Linked DNA regions of Homo sapiens: region 1 is linked to region 2. The links are chromatin contacts, found by Hi-C or POLR2A ChIA-PET in ENCODE. All regions are on one chromosome and are shown on one strand. Each heading gives the region's core, a stretch centred on a gene start or an enhancer-like site at or near the end of the contact. The rest is flanking DNA. Distances are from core to core; before and after follow the strand shown. Region 1 holds the start of MRGPRX4 (MAS related GPR family member X4). Region 2 has its middle 7.6 kb from the start of SAA4.

Region 1 (3,889 bases), core at 68-2,567, 57 kb after region 2:
AGGCTTGTCCTGCAGAGCCCTCTGGAGAACCAGCTTCAGGTTCTGCCTATTTTGACGCTGCCTAAAGGAGCCCACGAAGAAGTAAATGATGGGGTTGGCACTACTGTTTAGAGAGGACAGGGACATGCAAACCAGATAAACATGACAATATAAGACTTCCAAATTCAGGTGCATCCTGTAAATTAGGGCCCCCAGAATGCCGAAGGGCAGGCCGCAGAGGAGGAAGACCAGCACTGTGAGCAGGATGGTCACGTACAGCCTGGTCAGCGGCATCTTCCGGGATCCACAGAGGATCCTGACCAGCAGGACCAGGCTGGAAACACAGAGAACCACACATAAAAAAATCAGCCACGCGACTGGGATGAAATCTGACGTTTCACACCAACTAGAATCAGCACCACTAAACAGGAAGTCACAGAACCTCCACTCCAGCATACTAAACAGCAGGGACAGGCCCCAGAGCAGGACACACACGACCGCTGACAGGTGTGTGGGGCGGCGGCAGCGGTACCAGATGGGCCACAGAACAGACAGGCAGCGCTCGGTGCTGATGGCGCTCAGCATACTCAGGCCTGTAAAGTAGGGAAAGGTCATCACAGAAACGAGGATTTTGCGGATGAGATGGCTGATATTGATGAGGCGTAATGGCAAACGTATAATCTGGAAGCTGAGGAAGAGGAAGTCTGCTGCGGCCAGGTTGAGGATGTAGATGGAGACAGCGTTCCTGCGCATGCGGTAGCCCAGGAGCCAGAGCACAACCGCGTTTCCTGTCAGTCCGACAAGGGAAATGATGCACGTCAGCACCGTGAAGCTCAGGGTCTGATTGTAGCAAGGAGTCTCCTCACGTCCGTTGATTGGTGTCAGTTTTGTACCGAAGACTGGGACGGTTGGATCCATGCTCAGAAACCCTAGTCTGGTGCCCCTGGGAACACAAACCAGATGTGATCACCAGCTGTATCATCTCTGATTCTCCCCACCACCCTGCCGTATGGGATTTACTGTCCTCATTTAAAGAAGAGAGAAACAGAGGCTCGCAGATAATAAGTCACTTACCAAAGGTGGGGGTCCTCAAATCCAGTTTGAAATCCAGTTCTTGTTGACTCTGAAGCCTGACATCTCTCTACTGCCACACAAGTTCTGTGCTGACATGGGAATAACATTAGGATCAAAACACCCCCACTCATCCGGCCAGGGCTTTGGACCCGATGATTAATCTATCCTGGGTCTGAAATTTTCTTTCAGGTGGAGGAATTCAGATACACAAAGAGGTGGTTGTGACACACTCGTGACTAGGACTGGTCATCCATGGACAGGAAGGAAGACCATGCATTATGAACTAGAGGAAAATGTGACCTTTGCTAGGATAAGTGTGAAAATGGCTGGGCCTGGTGGGTGAGAAATAACTCAGTGTGTCAGTCATTGCAGACAGGACTACATTTTACATTTTATACTCCCAGTGCCTATTTCCATGAGCAGCACACTGTGCTTTTCATATACATTCATTCAATGAATGAATGCATGCATGAGACTAATGGTACTGGTAGATTTGGATGAAATGGAAAATAAAGATGAAAGCACAATGTAAGGTATTAGAACACACACGTATAACTGGATGAAGAAAATTTAATTCATCAGAATTCTATTTGTGGAAAGCTGTATCTGTGTTGAGAAGAATTCTTGATGTGTGCCCAAAACTTGAAATTGACCACTGATGTGCCTTTGAAATGAAGACTCAGTGTGGCTTTGCTGAACACCTAGAAGCATTTTTGTACACAGTGTTTGGGTAGGGTGTGGGTCTGAGCTGAATTACTCAGCAATAGAACAGAGGAAAGAGTAAGTGAAGATGAGGTCTGAGTGTAACTGACGGAGGTAATTGAAGTGTGGAAATATCTATGGGGGACTACTAAGTGTTCTGCTGGGTATACACAATGTAAACTTTTTGGTTCTCTCTTTCAGGAGATCTTTGGTAGCATTTCTTTGTTGATGCAAACATTTGTATGAGAGGCGTCCATGAGGGGAAATAGGCGATGTGTAGGGCTTGGAGTGTAAAGAGAGAGATTCATGCAGATTTCAACTGGAGAATGAGGATTAGGTCTAATCTGGGAGAATAACAGCAGCTGATTGAGAGTTTGTAAGGTATTGTCTCTTTTAATCACCCGAAGAGCCTAGGAGGTAAGAATTGGTATTATTCCCATATGGCAGATAATGCAATTGGAGCACAACGAAAGGGAATTATTTGTCCCAGGGGTTATGTATTACATAGTATGAATTTGAGTCCGGCAGGTCTGACTCACAATCCAGTCTTGGAGCAGCCCTTTATACCCAGCACCACCCTGTGTCGATTATATATGTTACAGGGAGTAAAGCAGAGGAGTGATTCTCAAGTTAAATCCAAGTTGGCAGCCAAAATTGTGGATTGAAAAAAAAACTGACCTAAGCAAACTCCACATAGAGAAGGAGAGGCAAATCAAAGAGGGAACAAAATAGAGGTGAGTGAATGCCATTTAGGAATAAATTCAGGAGTTCCTTTTTGCCTATCAGAGGTCACATTTGCTCTGGAATCCTGAGGATGCACAGGGGCAGGAGGCCTCCTGGTGGACAGAAGATGCACCCTTTGCTGGGAGTACAGAGAAGCATCAGGAGTGAATGCATCCATCATGAGCTCTCTTAGAGGGGCAAGGTGCCACAGCCCTGATTGGCCCAGAAAGGAAATGGGAGGAAAAGGAGAGCCTCTGTTATCCACACTCAGGGCACTAAAGAGTTTCTCTATCTATATTTATGGTATGATATGTTTGTCTTCCTCATGAAAACCAAAGCTCCATAAGGACTAAGTCATACCTGTCATTTTCCCTGTAGTATCACCAACATTTAGCCTGTGTTCCTTAAAGACCATCTATGGTATTATCCTCATATAACATAAGATGAAGCCAAGGCATAGAGAATTAAAGGGTTTTCCTGAGTTCACAACACGAAGAGCAAGTCTAATACCAGCCCCTGGTCCCTGGAACCCTGCATGAGGCTCCAGTTCTGTTCTCTGCCCCATCATTCATTATTTCTGAGGAGTTCCTGAAAAATCTTGATGTGAGCACAGAGTCAGAGACAATCAGGGCTGAAGAGACTGCTAGATTGCCCCAATATTCATTTTCCTCTTCGGTCACATAACAATTCTGAGAGTATAAAAGCAGCACAAAGACCCACATCCCAGTTTTCCTTGATGCTGGATGACATTGTATGACCAGGTGCTGTTAAGTGGAAGAATCACAAAGTGATGTAAGCAATTCCTTGCTCACAGGATCAATAGAAGGAGTAAAGCCTCTCCTTCCCCTCGTCCTTTTCCATAAGGCTGGAATGCTGATGTAGCTGGAAACCATGCAAGATCACAAAGATGAGGGCAACTCTCTAGGGACTGGGAGCCCCAATTTTTGGAATTCTGATGTGTGACGCCTTGGAGCTTCTACTTCAGATTTCAAAGATAGTCATTTCTGGGTATTCACAGGGGATTTTTTCCAGAACTTTAGCACACACCAAAATCTGCAGATGCTCTATTTCCTTCTATGTGGTATTTGTATATACCTATGCACTTTCTCCCAGATATGTTAAATCATTTTTAGTTATTTAGAATAACTGACGAAATGCAAATGCTATGTAAATTCTTGTTATATTGTAGTTTTTCAGAAATAATGACGAGGAAAAACAAGTTTGTACCTGTTCAGTACATACACAACTCCACCATACCCTTATTTTTGGAATAGTTTCCACCTGTGGTTTGTTGAATTTGCAGATTCAGAATCTAGTGACCCAGAGACACAATTATACTTTTTTGTTTAAGATATTTCTACTTCATGTCTTTTTTAGAGCAGCCAAACTTAGATTCTAAACAAATAAATAT
Region 2 (3,650 bases), core at 142-2,641:
AGTCTTCCATCAGTCTCCTCTGTATCTCAGATTGGACTTCTACCCCCAAATTCCCACTTCTTCTTCAGGGCCTCACAGTTTATTTTGTTGCAGTTTCCAGGCCTCTCTGTATACAGACTTTGTACTGCCCAATTCATTGCATCCTGTCCACTCTCTGCCTCTAGGCCTTGTCCCCCAGTGAGCTCTTTCCTTATGGAGAAGGTACATTGTGGGCTGAGTGTGGTGGCTTATGCCTGTAATCCTAGCCTTTTGGGAAGCTGAGGCAGGAGGATCGCTTGAGCCCAGGAGTTCAAGACCAGCTAGGCAACATAGTGAAACCTCATCTTTACTAAAAACCAAAAAAATTAGCCAGACATGATGGCATGTGCCTGTATTCCCAGCTACTTGGGAGGCTGAGGCTAGAGTACTGCTTGAGCCCAGGAGGTCAAGGCTGTAGTAAGCTATGATCACTCCATTGTACTCCAGCTTGTATGACAGAGTGAGACCCTGTCTCAATAAAAACAAGGTACATTGCTTAGAGAAGCCTAATCCTAGGAGTTCTATCCTAGAAACTGCTATCTTGGACTCTGGTTTCTTTCTTTCTTTCTTTTTTTTTTTTTTTTTTTGAGACAGAGTCTTTCTCTGTTGCCCAAGCTGGAGTGCAGTGGCACGATCTCAGCTCACTGCAAACTCTGCCTCCTGGGTTCAAGCAATTATCACACCTCAGCCTCTGGAGTAGCTGGGACCACAGGTGCGCACCACCATGCCCGGCTAATTTTTGTGTTTTTAGTAGAGATGGGGTTTCGCCATGTTGGCCAGGCTGGTGTCAAACTCCTGGCCTCAAATGATCTGCTGCCTTGGCCTCCCAAAGTGCTGGGATTACAGGCCTGAGCCCCTCTGCCTGGCCGACTCTGATTTATCTCTTATCAACACCCGTGCCTCCCCTGACTCAATTTTTAATTTGTCCCGCTCATTTTACCTAAGGAATGACTCTCCTGTTGGTTTTCCTTATCTTTATTCTCTTTTTTTTTTTTTTTTTTTTTTTTTTTTTTGACAAAATCTCCCTTTGTCAAACAAGCTGGAGTGCAATGGGGTGATCTCGGGTTACTCAACCTCCGCCTCCCGGGTTCAGGGGATTTTTTCACCTCACCCTTCCGAGCAGCTGGGATTACAGGCATGGGCCACCACACCTGGCTAATTTTTGGGTTTTTAATAAAAAAGGGGGTTCACCATGTTGGCCGGGCTGGGCTAACTCATGGGCTCAACTGGCCAAGGGTCTGAAAATGTAGGCCTGAACCACTGCACCTGGCCGGCATTTCGTTGGCTTTTAGTTCAAATAAAATTCTACTTCCTGTCCTAAAGGGGAAGTGAGATATGTAGATAGACAACACAGTTTAGTAAGAGCCTCAACAGAAGCACACACTGGTGGCAATCCAAATTTTGCTGGGGTATGGGAAGTCAGCAAATAGTAATTAGAATAGCTGCCATTTTTAATTGCAATTGCAAGACTGTGCCCTACAGTTTAAATACTTTATCTGATTTAAGCTGCAGAGAAGGCTTTGATGTTCTCAGCTGGATAAACTGAGGTTTAGAGAGGTTTGTGTTTAGGACCTTCTCCAAGGTCACATATGTAACAGGTGCAGAGCCAGGACTGCAGGCTGGTTTGTCTGACTTCAGAACCTGTGATACACTGAACAAGGCCAAGAGGTTCAGCAGTGGAGACCCCTTTCTTCTTCGTGGATCTCCAGCACTTGGTTTAAATGGCCAGGTGAGCCCTTATGCTTGGGGAAATGTCTGACTTGTTTGAGAACAGGCACCATATCTTGTTCATCACTGCATGCTTAATGCCTAGCAGGGTCCAGGCACTCAGTAGTTGCTTTCTGAATTAGATTATCCCATTGAAAACCTACACTTCAACCCACATTACTCTTCACTCTTGCACATTGTCTTCTTCCTCTTAATAAGTCAAACTTGTTGAAAGTATTGCCCATCTACACACCTTCTGATTCTTCACTTCTGATCATATGTTAACCCACTCCAGCCTGGTTTCTGTCCCCACAACTTCAGCAAAATACCTTTGTCACCACTGACCTCCATGCTGCCAAAAACAATGAACATCTCTCTTTTCTCATATCAGTAGCTCTGTGAGCAACATTCAACGCAGTTGCCTTCCCCTTCCTTCCTGATATATTTGGTCTCTTGGCTTCATAATACTACTCTTTCCTTCATCAGCTCTAAGTAGCATAATATTACCCTCTACCTCAATTCTCCTTTATTTCCTTAGCTGGGACTTTTTTTATCTCCCCAAACTCTGTGTTCTTCAGACTTGGCTCTGGGCCCCCATTCTTTATTTCTCTATGCTCTCTTTCACAAGTCTAAATAGTACTTATATGTGGATGGCTTTTAAAATTATATCTCCCCCTGCAAAACTCATTTCTGAGCTCCATGCTTGTACATCCAACTGGCTACTTGACATATCTACATAGCTGGCTTCCAGATATCTCAAACTTAACGTGTCCCAAAATGAACTCGGGTTTTCCCGTCAGAACTCTTCACACTCCAGGTTTCTCCATTTCAGTTAATGACATGGCCATTCTCTCTGTTCCTCACACCAGTTAGGGGAATGTGTTGATGCTTCCCTTCACTTTACCCCCACATTCAATCCGCTGGATGTGAACTTCCAAAGTTCATCTCTAATCCATTGACTTCCTCTCATTTACACCCTCATGCTCCTGGCTACATCATTTCTCATCTGGGGTACTGCGGTAGCCATCTAACTAGTCTCCCCATTTTATTTTATTTTATTTTATTTTATTTATTTTATTTTTTTTGAGATGAAGTCTCGCCCTGTTGCCAGGCTTGAGTGCAGTGGCACAATCTCGGCTCACTGCAACCTCCGCCTCCTGGGTTCTAGCGATTCTTGTGCCTCAGCCTCCTAAGTAGCTGGGACTACAGGCGCCTGCCACCACGCCCAGCTAATTTTTGTACTTTTAGTAAAGACGGGGTTTCACCATGTGGGCCAGGATGGTCTCAGTCTCCTGACCTCGTGATCCACTGCCTCGGCCTCCCAAAGTGCTGGGATTACAGGCGTGAGCCACCGCGGCTGGCCGATTATTTAGATTATTAAAGGTCACTGCAGTCCCGTTTCAAGCTCCAATATCATGTCTGTTTTAAAGCATCCTGCTCCGCTATTGTTGGCTAGATTGTAGTGGGAGTGCTGGGAGGGGTGACGGTTAGAGACTCTTTCCCTGCTCCTCTGGCACCAGCACCTTAGAGAAGGGTGGGGATAGTCTAGTTCTGAGATGTCTTTCTATCACACTTCTCAGCCTCAGGATTGGGAAAGGGGAGAGATGTAAAGGAGGGGGTAATCATTTTGGCCTCACCCTGGTTTGATGTGCTTCTAACTGATGCTGATATATATTCTCTACTGATGTGGAGGTCTCTACTGAGATGGTGGTCAGGGTTCTTCCTGATGTGAAATCCAGCTCCCTCAGATATGGGGGTGGAACTGCCCAGAGAAGAACAGCTGTATCTACGACTGGTCCTGAAAGTGGTCCTTGTTCCAAGCCCCCTCTCTGGGTAAGGTTTACCTTACCTGGCCCAGCCACTGCTTTTTCCCTAACCTCAGTGGTTTTCTCAATAGACCCACCAGAATGGCTGAGGATCTCTTC

What was found. Hi-C counts contacts between places; a loop is a spot of excess contacts on that map. ChIA-PET counts read pairs that join two places held with the same protein, here RNA polymerase II (POLR2A). Pooled maps may share reads with other maps.
Region 1: a loop to region 2 is called in a pooled map, with 2.3 times the contacts of the local background. The contact joins the promoter of MRGPRX4 here to the enhancer-like site in region 2. A Hi-C loop is called at or near these places in 1 of 37 single-sample maps with no recorded cell type and 2 of 50 pooled maps. POLR2A ChIA-PET finds 5 or more read pairs at or near these places in 3 of 52 experiments (MCF 10A, OCI-LY7 and Panc1).

Annotation. Positions count from the first base shown.
Region 1 is chr11:18,170,265-18,174,153 of GRCh38, reverse strand. MRGPRX4 (MAS related GPR family member X4) reads right to left here and starts at 1,317. Exons shown (of 1, transcript NM_054032.3): 1 at 1-1,317. The coding sequence starts at 897.
Region 2 is chr11:18,227,417-18,231,066 of GRCh38, reverse strand. No RefSeq gene overlaps it. Among named protein-coding and RNA genes, the nearest start is that of SAA4, 7.6 kb to the left of the region's middle. RefSeq lists a silencer at 1,637-1,686. Within about 2 kb of position 1,391, at least 2 of the 41 ENCODE cell types and tissues checked have a DNase peak (open chromatin) inside an H3K27ac peak, as active enhancers do; they include OCI-LY7, where a contact is called at or near this core.